Linked DNA regions of Homo sapiens: all the other regions are linked to region 3. Evidence: chromatin contacts called from ENCODE Hi-C or POLR2A ChIA-PET data. All regions are on one chromosome and are shown on one strand. Each heading gives the region's core, a stretch centred on a gene start or an enhancer-like site at or near the end of the contact. The rest is flanking DNA. Distances are from core to core; before and after follow the strand shown. Region 1 has its middle 74 kb from the start of RPS6KA2-AS1. Region 2 has its middle 120 kb from the start of RPS6KA2. Region 3 holds the start of RAMACL (RNA guanine-7 methyltransferase activating subunit like). Region 4 overlaps RPS6KA2 (ribosomal protein S6 kinase A2).

The links. A loop is a pair of places that touch in the nucleus more often than their neighbours do. ChIA-PET counts read pairs that join two places held with the same protein, here RNA polymerase II (POLR2A). Pooled maps may share reads with other maps.
Region 1: a loop to region 3 is called in a map with no recorded cell type, with 7 times the contacts of the local background. The contact joins the enhancer-like site here to the promoter of RAMACL in region 3. A Hi-C loop is called at or near these places in 3 of 37 single-sample maps with no recorded cell type and 3 of 50 pooled maps. POLR2A ChIA-PET finds 5 or more read pairs at or near these places in 3 of 52 experiments (activated CD4-positive, alpha-beta T cell, activated CD8-positive, alpha-beta T cell and activated naive CD8-positive, alpha-beta T cell).
Region 2: a map with no recorded cell type shows a loop between it and region 3 (10-fold over the local background). The contact joins the enhancer-like site here to the promoter of RAMACL in region 3. A Hi-C loop is called at or near these places in 8 of 37 single-sample maps with no recorded cell type and 4 of 50 pooled maps. POLR2A ChIA-PET finds 5 or more read pairs at or near these places in 1 of 52 experiments (activated B cell).
Region 4: a loop to region 3 is called in a pooled map, with 10 times the contacts of the local background. The contact joins the enhancer-like site here to the promoter of RAMACL in region 3. A Hi-C loop is called at or near these places in 8 of 37 single-sample maps with no recorded cell type and 5 of 50 pooled maps.

What each region holds. Positions count from the first base shown.
Region 1 is chr6:166,826,995-166,832,448 of GRCh38, forward strand. It overlaps a transcript of RPS6KA2 not described here. Among named protein-coding and RNA genes, the nearest start is that of RPS6KA2-AS1, 74 kb to the right of the region's middle. Within about 2 kb of position 3,662, at least 2 of the 41 ENCODE cell types and tissues checked have a DNase peak (open chromatin) inside an H3K27ac peak, as active enhancers do.
Region 2 is chr6:166,747,131-166,752,745 of GRCh38, forward strand. It overlaps a transcript of RPS6KA2 not described here. Among named protein-coding and RNA genes, the nearest start is that of RPS6KA2, 120 kb to the left of the region's middle. Within about 2 kb of position 4,026, at least 2 of the 41 ENCODE cell types and tissues checked have a DNase peak (open chromatin) inside an H3K27ac peak, as active enhancers do.
Region 3 is chr6:166,583,183-166,588,757 of GRCh38, forward strand. RAMACL (RNA guanine-7 methyltransferase activating subunit like) reads right to left here and starts at 3,496. Exons shown (of 1, transcript NM_001395999.1): 1 at 1-3,496. The coding sequence starts at 3,295. The coding sequence ends at 2,939. All of the region lies in intron 1 of RPS6KA2 (ribosomal protein S6 kinase A2), which reads right to left. RefSeq lists a silencer at 3,699-3,838 and an enhancer at 5,387-5,436.
Region 4 is chr6:166,417,147-166,422,704 of GRCh38, forward strand. RPS6KA2 (ribosomal protein S6 kinase A2) reads right to left here. Exons shown (of 21, transcript NM_021135.6): 18 at 2,736-2,812; 19 at 1,079-1,196. LOC124901460 (a long non-coding RNA gene) reads left to right here. Exons shown (of 2, transcript XR_007059866.1): 2 at 4,495-4,607. Among named protein-coding and RNA genes, the nearest start is that of MPC1-DT, 37 kb to the left of the region's middle. RefSeq lists an enhancer at 2,376-2,445. Within about 2 kb of position 2,310, at least 5 of the 41 ENCODE cell types and tissues checked have a DNase peak (open chromatin) inside an H3K27ac peak, as active enhancers do.

The sequences.
Region 1 (5,454 bases), core at 2,412-4,911, 240 kb after region 3:
GAATTGTGGTTAGTAAGGGTAGGGAGGTGGGGGTATGGGGAGACCTTGGTCAAAGAGCACAAAGTGTTAGTTATGTAGGATGATAAGTTGTAAAGGTTGTTAAAGTTGTCAGAATAAAAATGGAGTCACTAAAGTTAAGAAAACCTTGACAAATAGAGCTGGGGAAGGCCAAGAAGAAAAGGTTCTCAGGCTTGTACACCTGATAATGAAAAAGACTTTACAAAAACCACAACCTTGCACAAAGGCCATCACAACCTTATACAAAAAAAAAAAAAAAAAAAAAAAAAAAAAAATGCTTCTGGAAGGACACCTGCCCCGAAACTGCCTGTCCAACCTCGGACTGTAGGAACAAAACGTGATGTGTATATATCTACAATGGAACACCGTTCAGCCTTGTTATTGATCTTGTGGCCAAGAATAATTATTGCAAAACAATTATGTAATCCTCCTCATTTTTTTCTTTAAACACCTCTGTCTTTATCTCCTGAATATATACATAGTTTACTATGGCACATGTATTCCCATTGCAATGCTCTACTCGCAAATAAACATTTTCTTTTAGAGAGCCACTGTCTGTTATTAAGGTTGGCAACATCTAACACACAGCATGGAGAACACGGTTATTAACATTCTGTTGCGTACTGAAAATTTGCTGAGAGTCCATCTCAAGTGTTCCCACCACCAAAAACAAGGTAACTGTGTGAAGAGATGGGAAGTGAATTAGACTGTCTGTTGTAATCAGAATACGATGTGTATGGACATCAAAACCTCACACTGCGTATCTTAAATATAACAATTTCAACACAAAATGTGAAAGCAAACTGTAAGGATAGGCTGGTGCACTTTGATCTCTTGTTTTATGCTCTGCCTTCATTGTTCTGTACCCTTAATCGGGTTTTTAGTTTCAGTCTATTGTGTGAGAAGCATTTTAAATTAATAAGGTGCCTCAACTTCCTCTTGGAATGTAGATTGGGTGTAAACATACATCTGTAAATACACATATATTCTGTTAGAAGAGATGGCAATCAGCTGCAGGTACCTGACAGAATTTGCTACATCAAACCACAGAAACATGCTGGAGGAAAAAGTAAGTACAAACCCATGGATGAGATCTCATGATGGAGACAATTACACCTCAGGGTCAGCATGGGGCATGGGCATCCCACCTGTTCCCTCCCAGCTTCAGCACAGTGCTGTGGCCTCAGGGAGTCCTCTGATGGCCACAAAGTGAGCACAGAATCAGAGCCCAGTGGTCAGAATGGCCCGGAAGGTGAACCTGTCACCTGCAGAGCCTCTTCTGAAAGACCTGCCCTCCTTTCCCCTTCCTCCCCAACTCCACACCCGCCACCTTCCTGTGGGGACAGAATTCAGGCAAGACTGCCACGCCAGTCCCCAGTGCTAAATGACAAACCACGTTGGGCTCATGCCGTATCTGCCCTTTCCTTCACCCTTCCTTCCAGAATTCTTTTGCTCTTAATATTTCTAGGGTAGAAGTAGAGCAAGTACTTTATCTATGGGAATAAATTTATCACATAAAAATCTAACAGAGCTTGAGATATAAATGTATTCAGTGTGCCTTAAAAGTGGTATCACTGACTCATCAAATTGTCTTGTGAAAACTGGATATCAAGATGCAAAAGAATACAGTTGGACATACTCTATATCATACACAAAAATTGACTAAAGATAGATGAAAGACCTAAATGTAAGACCTACAACTATAACACTCTTAGAAGAAAAGATGAGAAAAGCTTTATCACATCAGATCGGGTAATGATTTCTTGGATATGACGTCAAAGGCACAGGCAACAACAACAAAAAATAGATAAATCAGACGTCATCAAAATGTAAAACTTTTGTACATCAAAAGACACAATTAACAAGATGAAACAACAACCCACAGAATGGGAGAAAATATTTGCAAATCATATATCAGATAAGGGGTTAATATCTGGAATGTATAAAAACCTCCTACAACTTAATAACCTCAATAACAATAAAAAACCAAATAACCCAATTAAAAAATAGCAAACGACTTGAACAAACATTTCTCCACAGAAGACTACAGGTGACCAATAAGCACACGGAGAAACGCTCAACATCACGAATCATGAGAGAAATGCAAATTAAAGCCACAGTAAGGCACCACTTCACTCCCATTGGTATAGCTGCTATCAACGAAGCAGAAAATAGCAAATGGCAAGGATGTGGAGAAACTGAAACCTTTGTGGCACTACTGGTGGAAATGTAAAATAGTATAGCTGCTGTGGAAAACAGGACGGTGGTTCCTCAAAAACATTTAAAAATGAATTATCGGCCGGGCGCGGTGGCTCACGCCTGTAATCCCAGCACTTTAGGAGGCTGAGGCGGGTGGATCAGGAAGTCAGGAGATGGAGACCATCCTGGCTAACACAGAGAAACCCCGTCTCTACTAAATATACAAAAAATTAGCCGGGTATGGTGGCGGGCGCCCGTAGTCCCAGCTACTCCAGAGGCTAAGGAAGGAGAATGGCGTGAACCTGGAGGCGGAGCTTGCAGTGAGCCAAGATCGCGCCACTGCACTCCAGCCTGGGCAACAGAGCGAGACTCTGTCTCAAAAAAAAAAAAAAAAAAAAAAAAAAAAATTATTATATGGTCCATCAATTCCCCTGCTAGATTGAAAAGCAGAGACTTAAACAGGTATTTGTCTACCCATGTTCACAGCAGCTTGACTCACAGTACTCTGAAGATGGAAGCAACCCAATGGTCCATCAGCAGACGAGTGGAAGAACAAAATGTGATGTGTATATACCTACAATGGAACACCGTTCAGCCTTAAGAAGAAAAGGAATTTGTCTGGGTGCAGTGGCTCATGCCTGTAATCCCAGAACTTTGGGAGGCAGAAGCAGGTGGATCACCTGAGGTCCAGAGTTCAAGACTAGCCTGGCTAACATGGTGAAACCTCATCTCTACTTTTAGTATTTTTAATTTTTAATACAAAAACTATCTGGGCGTAGTGGTGGGCGCCTGTAATCCCAGCTACTCCAGAGGTCAAGGGAGGAGAATCGCTTGAACCTGGGAGGCGGAGATTGCATGAGCCGAGATCGCACCATTGCACTCCAGCCTGGGCAACAAAAGCAAAACTCCATTTCAAAAAAAAAAAAAAAAGAAAGAAAGAAAGAAAGAAAGAAAAGAAAAGGAATTTTCACACATGCTACAACATGGAGCCCATAACCTTGAGGACATTACGCTAAGTGAATATACCAGTTGCAAAAAGACAAATGCTGTGTGATTCTGCTTACATGAGGTGCCTAGAGTGTCAAAATTATAGAGACAGAAAGTAGAACAGTTGCTGTCTCATTGGGGAAGTGGCTGAGGGAAGTGGAGAACAGAGAGTTGGTTAGTTTTTAACAGGCAGAGAGTTTCAGTGTTGCAAAATGAGAAGTATTCTGGAGGTGGATGGTGGTGATGGTTGTACAATGATGTGAAAGCCCTGAATACCTCTGACATACTTAGAAACCGTTAAGATGGTACATTTTATATTTTTATAATTTCTTTTTAAAAAAAGCTCATCGCTGATACAAAGTATAAAACATCTCTCCCAATACATGCACAAGAAATGACACATGCAGAGTTCATGGACAATTTCCTACGAGGCAAGGGAAGTAAGGCCTGCCCTCTAAATCTGCCTTAGCGTGTGAGCCCACAGCTTTCTGCTGTGGGTTCTGACATTTCTCATCACACCAAGCGTCAGTCCTCTCAGACCCAGATCTGAAAGCGGGGGCTGAAACCTGTGTTACTGCCTTAGCTGTCATCTCCATGGCTGTGTGGGATCCCAGAGCCACAGCCTTCCGTCCTGGCACTGTGTTGATTTTTAAGGCCTTTTCTTTGAGATTTGGGACATTATTGTTTCCTCTTTCCCAGCTCCCCCCTATCAAGCTAGAGCCCTGACCATTAGGCACTCTGGCCAGACCCAGGCTCTCCCTTGGGCTGGGTCACACGCTGTGGTTGGGGAGTTTCTTCTGCAACGAAGGCCTCCCTGGACCCCTGACTCACCACGCATGTGGCCAACCACACCTCTGAGGGCCTGGAGCCCAGACCCTCCAGTGGCAGGGGGTATTGGGTCCATCCACGGAGAGAACCCCTGATGGAAGAGGCGCCTCCCTCCTGGGCCATCCACACTGACAATGCAGCTGCTCCCTGCCCCCACCTCCTCCTCCACTCTCCGCAGGTGTTGGTCCTGCGCACCTCACTAAACTTGCTCAGAGGCAGGTTCCTCAGAGGCTGCTCCACGCATCCAGGACCGGAGGCCTCACCAGGGATCCCTTCTCAGATCCTTACCCTCCCTGCCATCTCTCTTCTGCTCAGGTCCACAGTGGGTCCGTGGCCATGATGACTATGGAGCTTCTCTACTTCAACTTGAATTTGCCCTTCCTTCAACCACTCTGTGTATTTCTACACCAGCATGACACCTTCCCCCCTGCCCCTGCCAGACAGAAAGCTTCAGCTGTAAGGGCAGTGAGGACCAAGACACTCTTGCCTTGTCCGCACCTCTTCACAGGCTCCTTCTTCCCACAGAGGAAGGCTTGGCCCCCACTGAGAGACGCTCCCTTAGGGAACAGGTGCTGTTCTATTTCCATGCCGCATTTGCCCTCACCTTCCCTGGGCCTGGGCTCGGTAGCAAAAGACCACAGAGAGAAATTCCAAAACTGAGAATAAAAACTATAACAGGAAATATTTTTAAACAAATTGTATTTTACCACATCTACATACATACACACAATAACAGAATTACATACTAGATAGATGATAGATACATAGATAGATGATAGATAGATAGATGATAGATAGTAGACACATACATAGGTAATAGATATATAGATACATATATACATAGATGATAGACAGATGATAGATGGATAGATAGATGATGGATGGATAGATAGACAGATGATAGATAATAGATGGATGGATAGATAGCTACATAGATACATACGTAGATAATAGATACACAGATATATGGATGATAGATACATATATACATACATGTATAGATGATACATGATAGATAGATAGATAGATAGATAGATAGATAGATAGATAGATAGATATAGATAATCTACAGTAGTGAGTTGGTTGCATGTTATGACCGAGGAAGAATATAAGATGCGTACCAGATTTCTGATTTGGCCTTGAAAGTGACCTGGGAGTATTTTTAATGAAGTAAACAGGAAGAAAGTGGCTGATGGTGTTGGAATTTGCCTGGCCTGGGAGGAAGAGCTGAGTTAGGATAAGAGGAGTGGGATTTGGACACATTGGCTGTGCTGAGGAAGTTGGGGGGGAAGCTCCAGGCTCTCAGCACATGTTTGGATTTACTCACAGATGCACAGATAGCAGAGGCTGAGCTGGATTTTGAATCCAGTTTGAATCTACTTCTGACAGACCCCAGAGCCCAGGCTTGGAACCCCAGGCAAT
Region 2 (5,615 bases), core at 2,776-5,275, 160 kb after region 3:
TGACCGTCAGCCCCTCTCCTCTTCCTGGGGGTTGGGGGTGGGGATGAAAGTCTCAACCCTCTAATCCTGCCTGTGGTCTCTGGGGTGACCAGCCCCCATCCTGAAGCTACTCAGGGGCCCTCAGCCACCAGTCCTCCCATTCGTGTACAAAGGACACTCATCACTTCACCGATTCCAAGGGGTTCAGGAAATGGGAAGAAAGAGCACATATATGTATTTTGGTATCGCAGATACTGCCTGCCTCAAGGATTGTCAGGAGCACTCAACCATAATGGAAGAATGGCCCAGTTGGAAGACACCTTAGAGGCTATTTCAAACTTTTGCACACCGACAATGTTCTACAACATCCTTCACAAATGCACATCGCATGTCTTAGTGACACAAGCCCGACTCACAGATTTCCAGCTTTGTGCAGCTATGTGTGGCCGCTCCTCCTCCTCCTCCCAAAGCTTCCTTCCCCCTTTCCACCACACAGACTAAGGCATGAGGCTGGGCAGGGGGAAGGGGGATACTGAGTGAGGAAAACAGAGAGGGCGGTGGAGGTGGCCACACAGCATAGCTGGTGTGCTCTTTACAGCAAGGCTTCAGAGCAGCGCTGGTGTGTGCGTGGATGCTGAGGATGAACTCAGGTCCAAGCTGCCTGACTGTACTCCCATGGGTACGCCTAGCTGGGGTGCTTCCTTTCCAATGCAAACGACCTCTGCAGGAGACAGGATGGCACAGGGGCCTCCTCCTGAAGCTCTTACAGCAGATTCTCGACCTCTGCAGCTGTGAGAAGGCAGCGGCTGTGTACGGACACAGAGCAGACACAGGCACTGTGCAGAGGGGTGTGTGCTTGACATTCTGCCCTGAGTTGCCCATGCCAGTGAATGTGCCAACGGTCCCTGTAGATCTGCAGGAGCCTGGAAATGTCTCATTTGTCCCGAGGGCAAATGCTGGACAGGGGGTGGTGACCAGGGTGAACGAGACTTATCCTGTCACTTTTGTATAGACTCTGTAACTTTAGAACCATGCGAAGAGATTACTTCTGAAAAATGGAAATTAGCAGCAACCGTAGAGGAAGCTGGTCAGAGGAGTGTGGCACGTGCTGTCTTCAGGAGGGCGGGATGAGGGCAGCCCGGGAGGGAGTGCGGGCCAGGCTTCCGGCTCCATGCTCCCACTGCCAGCGCCACCACCTCCCCAGGCAGGAGAAACAGCTAAATCCTGAAAACTAACAAGTAATGGGTGTTTCTGCGGTGTCTTCCACCGGCAGAAACTCCACCGAGTGCCTCAGCGAAATGACTCCATCTGATCCTGGCCACAGGCTAGTGAGGGGGAACTGCGCCGGGAAAGATGCCGGTGCGGGGCTGGAGGATGCTGGGCAGAGGGGGCAGATCAGCCTCCATGGGGGCCCCACCTCCTCGGGCCCCCCATCCCCTTGGGCCCCCACCTCCTCAGGCCCCCACCTCCTCGGGCCCCCATTTCCTCAGGCCCCCATTTCCCTGGGCCCCCACCTCCTCAGGCCCCCATCCCCTTGGGCCCCCACCTCCTCAGGCCCCCATCTCCTCGGTCCCCCATTTCCTCAGGCCCCCACCTCCTCAGGCCCCCATCTCCTCAGGCCCCCATCTCCTCAGGCCCCCATCTCCTCGGGCCCCCATCCCCTTGGGCCCCCATTTCCTCAGGCCCCCATCTCTCAGGCCCCCATCTCCTCGGTCCCCCATTTCCTCAGGCCCCCACCTCCTCAGGCCCCCATCTCCTCGGGCCCCCATCCCCTTGGGCCCCCATTTCCTCAGGCCCCCATCTCCTCAGGCCCCCATCTCCTCGGTCCCCCATTTCCTCAGGCCCCCACCTCCTCAGGCCCCCATCTCCTCGGGCCCCCATCCCCTTGGGCCCCCATTTCCTCAGGCCCCCACCTCCTCAGGCCCCCATCTCCTCGGTCCCCCATTTCCTCAGGCCCCCACCTCCTCAGGCCCCCACCTCCTCAGGCCCCCATCTCCTCAGGCCCCCACCTCCTCAGGCCCCCATCTTCTCGGGCCCCCATCTTCTCGGGCCCCCATTTCCTCAGGCCCCCATCTCCTCGGTCCCCCATTTCCTCAGGCCCCCACCTCCTCAGGCCCCCACCTCCTCAGGCCCCCATTTCCTCAGGCCCCCATCTCCTCAGGCCCCCACCTCCTCAGGCCCCCATCTCCTCAGGCCCCCATCTCCTCAGGCCCCCATCTTCTCGGGCCCCCATCTTCTCGGGCCCCCATTTCCTCAGGCCCCCATCTTCTCGGGCCCCCATTTCCTCAGGCCCCCACCTCCTCAGGCCCCCACCTCCTCAGGCCCCCATCTCCTCAGGCCCCCACCTCCTCAGGCCCCCATCTTCTCGGGCCCCCATCTTCTCGGGCCCCCATTTCCTCAGGCCCCCATCTTCTCGGGCCCCCATTTCCTCAGGCCCCCATCTCCTCGGGCCCCCATTTCCTCAGGCCCCCACCTCCTCAGGCCCCCATCTCCTCGGGCCCCCATTTCCTCAGACCCCCACCTCCTCAGGCCCCCATCCCCTTGAGCCCCCACCTCCTCAGGCCCCCATCTCCTCGGTCCCCCATTTCCTCAGGCCCCCACCTCCTCAGGCCCCCCATCCCCTTGGGCCCCTCTTCCTCAGGCCCCCATCTCCTCAGGCCCCCATTTCCTCAGGTCCCCATCTCCATCCTCCTTAATGTCTGCACTGCCTGGCTGGGAGCTGCAGCGGGAGCCTGGCCTCTCCTCCTCCTCCTCCTCCCAAAGCTTCCTTCCCCCTTTCCACCACACAGACTAAGGCAGGAGGCTGGGCAAGGGGAAGGGGGATACTGAGTGAGGAAAACAGAGAGGGCGGTGGAGGTGGCCACACAGTCAGCATCGGAAGCAGAGCTGGCATGTCCCTTCTGAGTCCAGCCCGGCTTGAGTCAGCGGGGAGGGGCAGGGAGGAGGGGGCCTTCCTGGGAGAAGGCAGGGGCCGCACCAAGTGCCCCTGAGGTGCCCATGCCGGAGAGAAGTTGGCTTCCTGGAGCCCCACTCTGTGCTACTGTGAAGGGCGGTTCCATCCGCCTAGGTTTTGTTAGTTCTGTGAGCCATACAGGATTAGCGTGCCCTGCAGTGCTGCAGAGACATCGGGCGTGCTCCCCTCCTGTGTCCTCAGCTTCTCCCCTGGGGGGGTGCTCACCAGCCCAGGGCCCCACCCCAACCCTAGAGGTCCCTGGGATTCCCTGAGTTCTCACCAGCCTTGGAGGCCCCGAGTCACCCCACGCAGTGCACGCACATCTGTGACACACTCCTCCCACACAGTCTCCCTCAGCCCCTCTTGACCCTCCTCCTCCTCAGACACACGCCTTTCCGGGGCCTGTACTTGTCAATCCCCAGACATCCCTGGCTGCTTCCTACATGCCCAGGCTCTGCGCTTGCTGGCCCAGGAACTGCCCTCCGTGCCTCTTCTGACTCTGTCACAACGGGGGTTTCTGCATCTGTGCTGTCTTCCCTTCTACTGTGGCTGAGGACCGCAGGTGCCACCCGAGCCCGAGCTCCTTGAGCATCCCTTGTGCCTAGAACATGCCAGGCACGCAGCACAGATGGGTGTCATTGGTCTGGGACATTGCCACGGAAGTCTCCAGCCCTCATGCACCAGAAAGAGAAGAGTGACAAGGATCATACTGAGGAGGTCAGGAACTCTAGCTGAGAATTGGTCTAAAGCAATGGAAATGGGAAATTCTGTAAATCCAAGCTCTGCTCCTTGGAATCATTTAGAAACTGGCCAAGGGCTAAGACATCCCTCTTGCTGCGTAGACTGTGATCATATTCAGGAGGAAAAGCACAACTCTCTGAGGGGACAAATTCTATTTGCCTAAACAGAGGTGAGGCTGCTGACACTCTAGAAAGTGTGAAGTGTGCTTTTGTGACCGAAGCTGGCCTCTGCATCCCCTAACTCAGCACCTCACAAAGTTTATAACCCTCACGCAGTGCCCCCGAGCTGCAGGTGACGGCAGGCCTCCAGGTTCAGCGGTGAAATAGCGGAGCAGTAAGATCTTACAGCATTACTTCCCCAAGTCAGCCGGAAGTTTTGCCAGCCCCGTGCTCCTCCCTGAAACCTCAAAAAGCCTGCTTCCAAGCCGCCTGCTTGTTCTTCCCAAGGTGGAGGCAAGACCAGCGCCCTCTGGCCAGGTGCGTTCAGGAAGGGGCAGAGATTACACAGGAATTCAGATGAGTTCCAGGGACGGCAGCTGCCAGGGTCCCGTCAAACGCACAGTCACAGGAGGGCTTCCCCTGAGTTGGCCCTGAGTCAGCCAGCTGGGCTGTGGTCTGCTCTGCAGCAGGAGGCAGCTGAGCAGAGCCTGTAACCCCTCAGGGGAGGCAAAGCTGCACCGCAGGGCGTGGAGGAGGTGCAGGCCGGCCAGCCCAAGGCAGATAACAGATGGCGACAGGGGCTTGAGGCTTGGCTTCTCTGCTGGCCTAGGTGTCTGGAACGGCTGGGCCGCCACTGGAGCCGTGGAAAGAGGGGTCTAAGTGTCTGAGCTTGGAATCAAGGTATTCCCAAATTTTCTGCTCGAAGCCCCACAAGTTTCCATTTTCCACCACAGCCAGTTGGATCAAACTTTGCACCATTCGCATCCTAGTGAAGTCCAATAGTCAGCCGATTTGGGGATTCTATGCAAAGCCAAACAGTGGCACAGACTCTAGGAAATCTACAGAATGAGCAGAACATGTCTTCATGACGATTCAAGGTCAGGCCCTGTGGACCAAGGACAGCATGGAGCACAGAGGCCAGACTCCGTGGAGCACAGAAGCCAGACGCTGTGGAACACAGAGGCCAGACTCCATGGAGCACAGAGGCCAGACTCCGTGGAGCACAGAAGCCAGACTCCTTGGAGAAAGGGGCCCCAGAAGACAAAGGGGCCAGCACAGGCCAGCCAAGGAGTACCTGAGACCTCAAAGGCGACACCAGGTCCATTTGTACCTGGGTATTCAATGTCTCATGTGCATTTGTTAGAAATTAGATAAAATCAATGCTTATTATTTTAAATAAAGACATCGTTTCTAACTATTTTAGTCATTAATAACCTGTGATCTTCCAGATGGGCCGGCCTAGCCAATGGGCGGTATAGCCACAACCCAGGTCCTCTGTGAGTATGATGAAGACATCACACAGAGTGAACAGCCTCTGAAACGTAGGGCTGTGAAGCGCGTCCACAGTCACCGCAGAGCAAGACCAGAGTACACATCCTTTACCAACCTCAGCTTCACATTCAACAGCGAGCGGACACACTGAAGTCTAGAGAGGCAATTTAGAATGAATGGAAAGAGAAACCTTAAGAGACAGAAAGGCAGAGAGAGATTTTTCAAAATCTTATTTTATAATTAGTAAAAATATAGGAATACAGTCACTTCAAAAGCTGACATTAGCTAAGAACATTAATGGGTTATTAAATATTTAATTTAATTCAGAGATGATAGACCCATAATGATGATTAAGGTTATTATAGAAAAGGATGATTCTTGGTGTTAGAGATCATTTACTCAAACCCTTGTATTTTAAAAGAAAGAAAGACTGAGACTAACAGAGTTAATTGATTTCTCCCAAGGAAAAGCACGGATCACAACCTGGTTCTCCCACCTGCGGTCCCCACACC
Region 3 (5,575 bases), core at 2,246-4,745:
CCAAATTGCTACTTGTGAGCTAAAAGTGCTGAATTCTTGCTTGTTTAGAAAGCACACTGCCTCATCCAAGGCCCTGATGTCCAGCTCACCCTAGGGTCTAGCACTCTGCACCCTGTAGGACTTGCACCAGAGATCACGGCCTTCTTGGGGCAAACCACAGCACTGTCGCTGTGATCTGCGGAAACGGCTCCCTCCACTTTGCCTCCTGTGAGTCTTGGTGATTAAATTGTTGAGCAACTTCAAAGCACAGAGGCGAAAACCAATGGGAAGAAGCAGCTGGTGGTGGAGAGCTTAAGCATCCTGCGCACCTTCTCTGAGCTCTGGCCAGGCCGTGCTGAAACACTGCGGAAGTCATGTCTACACCAGGGTTCCCCACCCACTGTCCAGAGGTGACAAAGGAGAGACGCTCCTGATAAATGTCTTCACGTGACAGTTTGTCATTAAAAACCGAAGCTAAGCCCACTGAATTCCTGAGTGCTTATTAAAGCGCCAATGGCCAAAAGAGACAAGACTCACAAGACTGTGGCTTTCTCCTCTGGATGGCAGAAGACGTATCTCACTTGGCTTGTTTCAGTCCAGGAGGCATCACGCCAAAGGAAGTACTATGCCACAGGAAGAAATGTGCAAACTGGCTGGTTCTCACGTTTTTCTACAGCATTTTACTTCCATGGGTTCTATCTAATGGTAACATAGGTTAGAGCAAAACACAGTCAACACAGTTGCTTTAGCTCAAGTAATTTCATCACCTTACCCCATAGTGATAGTGACCCTCTAAGGGTCAACAAAAAGGCGCATCTTAAAATGTATTTTATAGCTCTGGTAGGCCAGGTGTGCAACGAAACAAGGTTAATAAATTTAAAATGCCTTGGTGTGTTTTGCTCCTTTCTTAGTCTGCCTGAGCTGCCATAACAAAGTACTATGGATTGGGTGGCTTACAAAACAGACATTTATTTCCCATAGTTCTGGAAGCTGGAAGTCCAAGACCAAGGTGCCAGCCATTTGGTCCTGGTGAGGGCCCAATTCCTGGCTCACAGGCAGCTGCTTCTTGCAGCGCCCTTTCGTGGTGGAGCAAGAGCTCTGGTCTCTCTTCCTCTTCCTCTGAGGACACTACTCCCATCGAATCAGGGCCCCAGGCTTAGGACCTCACTTCACCTTCATTACTTCCTTACAGGCCCTTTCTCCACATAGAATCACACTGGGGGTTGGAGCTTCCAAATGTGAACATGGAGGGATACAATTGAGTCCATTAACATTCCATCCCTTATTTGTAGTAACAGCATGACCATACTCAGTGATGACAGGGACACTCTAAATGTCAACATTTACATCTTACAACACTTTTTATAGCTCTATTAGGCCAGTTATGTCATGACATCACAATTAATAAATGAAAAATGCCTGGGCATTCTGGGGATACTCAGCAGCTCTCCAGATGTTAAGGAAACTCAGTATACCCCAATCTGGTCATTTCTATCTGTGATTGTGATCTTTTGCACTTTATTTTATAGTAATTTTAACTGAAATTTTTAACGGAAACAAAGGAGCTACGCTGTCATGCCAAGTTTTCAGTAAATACGTTGAGGAGCTGTGAGCTCAGAAAGCGTTCCAATAGAATTCATTTCTCATGGAGAGACCATGATTGATCTATTTGAAATGCAATATTGGTCCAGAAACTCAGAAACATTTGGTGGAACTCAGGGTTTACAATAACAACATTAGCTAAAGATTCAATCTGGACCTATTTTAAGATCCCGAGGGGGTGGCACATTGGTGTGTCATTCCCAAGATGTCTCAAAACACACAGCAGATTTCTGCTGTAGCAACTAGTGTGAGAAAACCCGAGAGCTTCTTGGTCATCTTTGCACCTCTGAGTGCTGAGCACACGTGTGGTGACGATGTTGCTACAACGATGTGGGGTGCAGGAAGCTCGAGTTTCAAAAGAAGATCATAAGTAACACATTTTTCCTTCTAGCCAGAATGCCCTGAAATACATGAAAAAAGATGCAGCTCTGGCTACGTGAAAAAGAGGTAGTGAGTGACTCGGGGCTGGGAAACGAAGCCGTCCTCGCTGGGATGGACTTTCAGTCTCACATCTTCAGCAACTTTAGCTTCTTCATTATGACTTTTTTTCTCTTGAAGATTAAGGAATCGAGGATTGCTGACATGTCTGTATTGATTAGTTATGGTTCTCCACTATGTTTACTGCCATCCTAATTACAGAACCTAATTTTCACATTTACTTATAATTGTGTGCAATTGTCCAGGCTGATCTTTTAAGGTTAAAGAGAAAATCTCAAACATGACATCAAACAAGTCTTTTTTTTTTTTTTTTTTTTTCCTTATTTTACAGCTTTATTACTGATTTCCCTCTAAAAAGAGACTCAAGTGTGGAGCTGACTCATCTATAGATTAAGGAATCACAAAGTACCATAGTCACTTAACAAATGCAAAAAAAAAAAAAAGCAATTGTTTTACCTTTCAACTGCTGATGTTATGTACAATCTATCACAAAAAGCATAGCTGTGCATTCATGAGCTGATTATATCAACCTCTAGAATTTTAGAAACGAGCACATCTAAGCATATGGATACTCTCTTACCTTACAAAGTAAAAGCATTTTCTATTTTAAAATTTTTATTTCTGTGTAAAACAAAGAATTCCTAGAGGTCAAATAATATACCAAACTTAAAGCACTATTAAGTCATGAAACAAAGAAGATTCTGAGGTAGAAGTCAAGCAATATAATCCACAGTTTCAGGTATTCCCAGCAACCATCGCATTTCGCAAGTAAGATCTATTTTTTTTAAAGTCTCAACTTCCAAAAAATCAATAATCCATTCTGTAAAATCAGATGTAAAACTATGACCAACAGAAGACACCCAAACTTTTCTCATGGTAACAGAGTAAATGCTTTTACTAAAAGCTGCCAACATTTCTATCAGTAGTAACCGTAAGGAGGCCGCTGGTTGTAACCATAATGTCCATATTGCTGGGGATAGTAAGGTTCTTGTCTGTGTTGCGGGTAGTTGTTACCCCAGGATCGTCCATGCCACTGATTGGATCGATTGTCACTTGGCCACCCCCATCTGTTGTCCCTGCCTCTGAACTGTCTGTTGTCTTGCAACCGATTGCCTCTGTTTCTTTGGTTCCCACCAGCTCTGCTATTCCATTCCTCAACAATTGGAGGAGACTCAGGAGGGCGTTTCAGGTATTCCTGATACTCCTTGTCATTTTCTGTGAATCTACTAGCAAACATCTCTTCAAAATTTGGAACAGCTTCGGCAGTGTCAGTCATTCTGAAAATCCCAAAGGTTTGAGGCAGCTGTATTGCTTAATGTTTAGGTTGTTTAAATCCGCCAAGGGCTATGTCTATCCAGCTCAGGCCGAACCCCGCCGGCGAGACACTGAGAAGCCCAGGAGAGGTGGCCTCTGGTCCACTACACCGTGGAACTCCAGACCACTCCAGTTCTCCAATGTAACCGAGCGCCTTCCTCTCCAAACAAGTCTTTTAATAAGGCCCATGAACTAGTCCATATATATACCAGAGGAGGAAAGAAAAAGAATGACCACAGTTTATTCTGAAGACATGACAAAGGTAACACACATCAGTTATACACAAAGTCAAATTTCAGCATTACCTCCAGGGCAGAGGGAGCCAACAGCTTTCAGAAATCTCTGCTCCTGCCATAGACTGGGGCTCCCCTCAGCTGCCTCCCAGTGGGGACTACATTACCCAGCCCTCCTTGCAGGCAGGTGTGGTCATGTGACTAGCCCTGGCCAATGGAGTGTGTCTGGATGGTGTACCTTAAAGAAGCAGGTGCTTCTTTCATAGTCTCTTTCCCCCCACAGCTAACTGCAGGCCCTTAGGGCTGGTGGAGCTACAAAGAAGAAGCCTGGGTCCCCCAAATCCCCATGTGGAAGCAAAGTGGCCAGTCATCAGGAACCCTGACATTAGACTAACACATAAGGAAGAAATAATTTTTCTTTTATGAACTCAGGGAAATATTTTCCTGAAACACAAGAGTGCACAGTCCAGAGACCCTGGGTCAGAGCCCTACAGGCCCAAGAAAGGCTTGGTTGGACACTGGCATGGGACAGAGGGAGGCAAGAAAGATGAGATAAGCACAGACTAGAGATTCGTATCTGCTTTTCATAAGTACAAGAGAAATGTACCATCAAAATCAGTTCTAATCACCGTCACTCTAATTGTGTGGCATCAGACAAGCTCCTCACCCGTCCTTGGCCTCAGTTCCCTCCTATGTAGAATGAGGGGGTCCTACCTGGATTAGTGGTTGTGAGAAATAAATGAACCCACGCATGTAAAACTCCCAGAACAGTACCTGGCATAGAGTGGGTTCTCAAAAATAACACTTTAGTTCTTCCTGAATATCTCATGCAGTGATATAACATCTTTCTTGAACGAGTCTGCCCTTTTTGAAGTCTGCCATTGGAAAAAAAAAAGCAAACCAGCATAAAATAAATATTATATATATATATACACACACAAAAATGTAAAATATATAAGTGGATTCAGAAGTAGAAGATGAAGGGCCCACGTCTCTGAAAAGCCACAGCTGAAGGCGCTGAAACTAGCCGTCTGGCCTCACTAGCACAGTGGGTAGAGTCTGACTTCCTGCTGGCTGCTGTCATTCATGGCAGGACTTTCCGGGACTGTGCGCTCTCTGCCCTGTGGGGAAGAACCCCGAGGAGGTGAGAGTGAGACCCTGCGCCCTCCTCACTCACTCAGGTTCCAGCCACAACAGTGAATTTATTTTGTTTTTTATCTGTTTGGCTTATCACATCTGAATGCAAAATATGCAGCATAAAATGAATGAAAATTGAGACCCCAGTGATGGTTAGAGAATTCTCGTATCATGAACTAAAAGTGAACTTCTTTCCAAGAAACAGGGGACCTTCGTTTTGCTCCCCAATGTACACACTGTGCTGGGGTCTGAAGTAAACAAGGCAGGAGCTCAGCTCCATCCCAGGGCCCTCACCCTCCACTGCTCCCTGAGTGTGGTTTAAAAAGAGGAACAAGGACCTCCACAAAGTCAGCTTCACATTCAGCAGGTGGACAGCAGAATCAAATCTCTGCAAAGAAACAGCCTATGAGTGTGTGCAGCTGCTCACAGGCCTAAATTATAATTTCCAGGTGGGGCCAGCGAGTTGCTGCAGGGGTGGCTTTCTGCAGAAAAAATGAGGGGTGGCTGAACTGGATTCCACAGGCCCTAGCCACACAGAGCATCATGCACCTGAACTGGGGGTCTTAGGGGACTCCTCTTGGGCACACGACATCCCTTTGCTGCCTCCTTTCCACAGGGACCCTGCGCTGGGAACTTGCAGCACGTCGCTGAGACACCAGAATCTGGGGAAATTCTGCCTGTCCCCAACCTCTCGCTCTGGCTGATTTTGCCATCTAATTTGTAGCCTTGCATGTACATAATTCCTATTTGTACAGAAAAACAATCAAAGGTGGAACTAGATCGTCTGATCTCAACTCCAGAATGTGGGCTTTATTGCTGCCCTGTAACCTGGGGCTGCTACTCTGCCCTGATGATGGACACAGGGTTCCCGG
Region 4 (5,558 bases), core at 1,060-3,559, 170 kb before region 3:
GTGGACTGCAGACAAGGCCAAATTCAAAGTATTTTACAAGAACAGAAGTATACCTCTGGACAAGAGCTCTACTTGTTTGTTTGGTTTATGAACATGCAGGGCAATCATTCTGCAATATCACTAAAAGCATGGTGGTTAATTTTATATGTCATCATGGCTGGGTTATGTTACCCAGTCTAGAGGTTGCTGTGAAGGTGTTTTTCAGGATGTGGTTAACACTTAAGTCAGTCGACTTGAGTAAAGCAGTTACCCTGCACAATGTGGGTCAGCCTCATCCAATCAGTGGAAGGCCTCCTTAGGAAAAAGACTGCTCCCCTGAGGAAGAGGGAATTCTGTGGCAGATAGCCTGTGGTGGGCAACTGCCCCATCCATTTCTCCTTGGGGCTCCAGCCTGCCGGCTGCCCTGCAGTCACAGACTTCCCCGTCCCCACAATCACGTGAGCCAATTTCTTACAAATAAATCTCTCTCTCTATACACACACACACACACACACACACACACACACGCACGCATGTTCTGTTTGTTTCTTTGGAGAACCCTGCATAAGATACCAAGATAGTGGAAAATGTGAAAATGCTAAAAATGTTTTTGAAAATAATGTTTTTAGATGAAAGGCTTAAAAGATGCCGAGGATAAGGCCAGGTGTGGTGGCTCATACCTGTAATCCCAGCAATTTGGGAGGCTGAGGTGGGTGGATCACTTGAGGTCAGGAGTTCAAGACCAGCCTGGCCAACATGGTGAAACAAAAAAGTTTTAGTACAAAACTTTTTTGTACTAAAAATACAAAAGAGTTAGTCGGGTGTGGTCGCACACGCCTGTAGTCCCAGCTACTTGGGAGGCTGAGACAGGAGAATTACTTGAACCCAGGAGGCAGAGGCTGCAGTGAGCCAAGATTGTGCCACTGCACTCCAGCCTGGGTGAGACAGAGCGAGACTCCATTTCAAGAAAAAAAAAAAAATATGCTGAGGATAAAATACCTATACTACTTACATAAAACCTATCCCCTGGCTTCCTCAGAAATCATATGGCTATTTCAGAATCTGAATATTTAAAAGCAACGCTGGGACATGTACTCACTTTAGCTGCGTCAGATATCGAGTCCCAGTTTCCCCCAGAAAGGGCATACTTCCCACTGCCGATCCGCGCCAGAATCTCCTCAGGGGTATCGTCTGGCCCATTTGCAAAAGGGGTAAATCTGTATAATTAGACAAATTTGTGGTAATGAGCTTGTATTTTACAACCTAAAATAAAGTTTGCAAGTTGATATCACCCCTTGGCTGTTCAAAGGAATAGCACTTTGCTTCTCCCTCCTCTGCTCTGAAGCCAGGATTCATGGGAAAGCGGAACTTACCTCTAACACTATGCCCGTTTTCCTTCCTTAGCAATTGGGTGGCTAGAGGTTGATGGGCAAGTGGGAGAGCCCTGTGAGACCTGTGCTGTATCCCCTCCGGACCCAGGTAAACTGGGATGGGGTGGCCTAGTGAGTTGCCTGGTGCCGTGGTTTCCACGGTGATGGTGTGGCATCATGCGAGAGAGCCTGAGACGTGGAGTCTGAGAGACCCACGGTGGATGTATTCCCAACTCTGTGTTCTTTGACAAGTTAACTTTTTGAGCCTCCACTGCAAATGCAGAGTGTATGCACAAATACACATACATGCTTGGTGCAGCTCTGGCCATATTCCAAGCGCGTGGGAGGTGTTCATGGTGTCCCACCTTAAAACACACCCACACACTCCTAGGAAAGGAAGGACACGTGTGCTGCCAGCGCTTCCTCTAGTGGGAAAGTGTGTGATCTAGTTTTCCGTATAGGCAAAGTGAGTATTAGAAGCGTCACAAAGTAACCTGACTGTGGTATTGGTAAGAAACTGAGGTTCCTTCCTTTGCTACTGCAGTCCTCAGGGTGCGGCTTCAGGGCCTGATTTACTCTCCTTCTGCTGTGGACACTACCTGTTGACTTATGATGAAATAAGTGAAAAGCAGGCCAAGCTCATTCATTCTCATGAGGGCATTCAAGCCATTTTGCTACAGCAAACAGGATTCGATGGTCTAGGGTTCTTTTCTTTTTGCCTCCATTCAAGTATTTAATAAACGTAATAGGAACCAGCGGATCTTGTAAGATCCTAGACCTTCCTGCCTAGAAGCAACCATGGTGTGTCCTCTTCTCACTCAGGGGAGAGGGAAGGGAGGCTGGTACAGGTTAAAGTGTTTAGCCCAGAGTCACGGCTAGTGGCGAGTGGGGCTCAGATGGAAGTCAGCTGTCTGGATGGCAGGCCCAGGCCACTTTCTGTAACACCACGTGTCTTACCACAATGAACCGGCCCGTGCATGACTCATGACCACGAAACCCAGGTACAGATGCTGTTTGACCCTGAAGCTGCTATGGGGCTTTCGGTTTAAGAGGATGTCTGGAAGGCACATCTGTTGCTACCTTTTAAAACAGTGGCAGGTGCAGCAGAGAGAATGGGGACTATGCTGGCAAAAGACTTGATGTTTTGTTCATGAGCTGAGTTTAAAGAAAATGGGTGGCTACATTTCTTGTCCTTGTTGTTCAGTTGTCCTGAGGGGCTAAGAAAGTCTGCGAGTGTTCACTCAAGGCCTGGGAGTGTTTGCATACACGTTGGGTTTGCCCACATGCGCACACTAGGACAGGGCTGGCCCTGGTCCCCTGACAGATCAGCCACTGAGGCTGCTGCCCTGTGTCTCCTCCTGACACCTGTTTGAGGTGACTGCTTACCCTGCCAGCATGGTGTACAACAGGATCCCCAAACTCCAGATGTCACACGCCGCATCATAGCCTTGACGCTTCAGGACCTAGGAGGGAACGACAGGACACCGGCACGCCCTTCACTAAGGACATTCAGATTGACAGCACGTTTCTCCAGCGGCATCCTACGCCGGCAAGCTGGGGACCAGGAGGAGGGCGGTGCCATGTCTTCGGTGTGACCACTGTTTCTTAAGGCAAAGCCAACCCTAAGGTACTGCAGTGGGACTCCTCCCAGGCCAGCCACATGGTAAACTAGTACTCTTTCCAGACACATGACAGACAGGCTGAAAAGGAGGGCCTTAATTTTTAAGGCAGAAGGATTTTTCTGTTACGGTAAAATATGTATGACATAAAATTGACCATCAAAGCCCTTTTTAAGTGCACAGTTTAGCAGCATTAAGCCCATTTACATTGTGGTGCCAACATCACCACCATCCATCCACAGAGCATTTCACCTTCCCAAACTGAAACTCTGTCCCCATTAAACAACAACTCCCTGTCCCCCAGCCCCCAACACCTACCCTTCTACTGTCCGTCTGTGTGAATCTGACTCCTCCAGGGACCTCATAGGAGTGGAATTATGCAATGTTTGTCTTTCTGTGACTGGCCCATTTCACTTAGTATAACACCCTAAGCTTCCTCCAGGGGTCAGAAGTTCCTTCCTTCTGCAGGCTGGACAATGTTCCGCTGTGTGTGCATGCCACGTTTTGCTTACCCATTCATCCACCGAGGGACACTCTCGTGGCTTCCACCTTTTGGCTGTTGTGAATAGTGCTGCTATGAACATGGGTGGACACATGTCTCTTTGCGTCCCTGCCTTCAATTCTTTTGGGTATATACCCAGAAGTTCCATTCTGGGCTACGTGATAACATTTAATTTTTTTGAAGAACTGTTAAAGCAGCAAAACTTGTATGCATCCTAGGATTACATACTTCAGTAGAGGGCAATCCTCTGATATAGTTACAGTTGAATAACAACAAAGGAAGCCACAATGGTGCTCATGGATTACTGCAGATGACTGGATTTAGCATTAAATATCGAGTCGGGAGAGCTCGGCTCAATTTCCTTAGAGATGAGAGCAAGGAGCCTGTCCTTTTCTCTGTATCGCTGCTACCATGTGTGAGCCTGCACCATGGAGGGGACCAGCCAGCGCATGCTGAATGAATGTGGTGCTCATGGTGCAAGCCTCACTTCCTAATCCATCAGCGGGGTGACCTTCAGAAGTCACTTACACACATGGAGCTTGTGCTTTCTGACTCTGTGAAACATGGTTAATAGATTTTACCCTGCCTACTTTGTATGGTGGATGAGAGTGAAAGTAAAAAAAGTTGGTAAAAGTGCTTTGTAAATGGCAAAGGAATATCACAACCTAGGGCATTCTACAATCAATAAAATCAATATTGTGGGAGACCAGAATATGCCACCCCAAAATATGCTGCATAGGCGTGAGGGGCGCTGAGCTGAAGATACATAAGAAGCAGCAGATGCAGGAGAGCTCTGTGTCCTCCATTTGTCTAAAATCAGGACATGGATTAAGACAAAAGGTACCTACCCCCAACCAGAGAGGACAAAGGCTTCCCCTAGGGACAGCTTTGGATGCATGTGGTCCCACCTGGGACCAGCCTCCATAGGCCAGCCCTGCACCTCCCCAAGCTGCAGCCCCTGGAGACCCTAACCCTCTTCCTTTGTCTTGCCAGGTCTCTAAAAATTCTCTGTTCTTTGTTGCAGATACCATGTAGGCTGGATTCAAAGCCACCTCTGTGAGGATGACTCCTTCTCTGGGCATCTCGCATGCATAAATGAGAAGATGTGTGTTAATAAACTTCTTTTTCTCTTGTTAATCTGTCTTTTGTTACAGGGGTCTGGTCCAGCTAAGAACTTATGAGGGATGAGGAAAACGTCATTTTCCTCCCCCATAATATTATCAATATTAATATTGATTAAGTAAGGCATGAACAGAGGCTTATAACCTGGTTACTTTCATTTTTTTTAGTTTTTATTTTTTGAGACGGAGTCCTGCTCTTTCAACCAGGCTGGAGTGCAGTGGCGTGATCTCGGCTCACTGCAACCTCCACTTCCCGGGTTCAAGCGATTCTCCTGCCTCAGCCTCCTGAGTAGCTGGGACTGTGGGCACACACCACCACACCTGGCTAATTTTTGTATTTTTAGTAGAGACGGGGTTTCACCATGTTGGCCAGGCTGGTCTCCAACTCCTGACCTCAGGTGATCCACCTGCCTCGGCCTCCCAAAGTGCTGGGATTACAGGCGTGAGCCACCGCACCCAGCCAAACTTGGTTATTTTTAAAGGGGCCACAGGTTGCTCAAGTGTCTGGATGACCCCTGCATAACCTAAAACAGCCTCTCAGTCCAGCCCCTGGCTGCACATCCGTTCACGTCTCAGCACGCAGAAGCATCTTTGCAATGGACCAGTGGCCCTGGGTGACCTCTTAAACAACTCCAAGACCCACAGTGAGATGCCAGGCGCCTCAGACCTGGCTGCTCGCTTGACTCCCCTCCCATCGGAGCAGCTCTGGTCCAGTTCCATCAAGAACCCACGGGATCCACACAGACTCTGAAGTCCGCCTTCCTTCCCAGTTCCCTCCTCCCCTGTCCCATTGGCAACATCAGCCACAGCCCTTCCCTTCCTCTCTTTACCACTGGCTTTTCTCAAAGGCAAGAAATTGGGCTTAGATTTATAAACACATCCTTGAATTCAGAACCTAATGGAACTTGTTCCCGGGAAATGTGAAAAGAGAGAAGTTCACCAGGTGCCTGCTAGCTGCTCCGAGCGG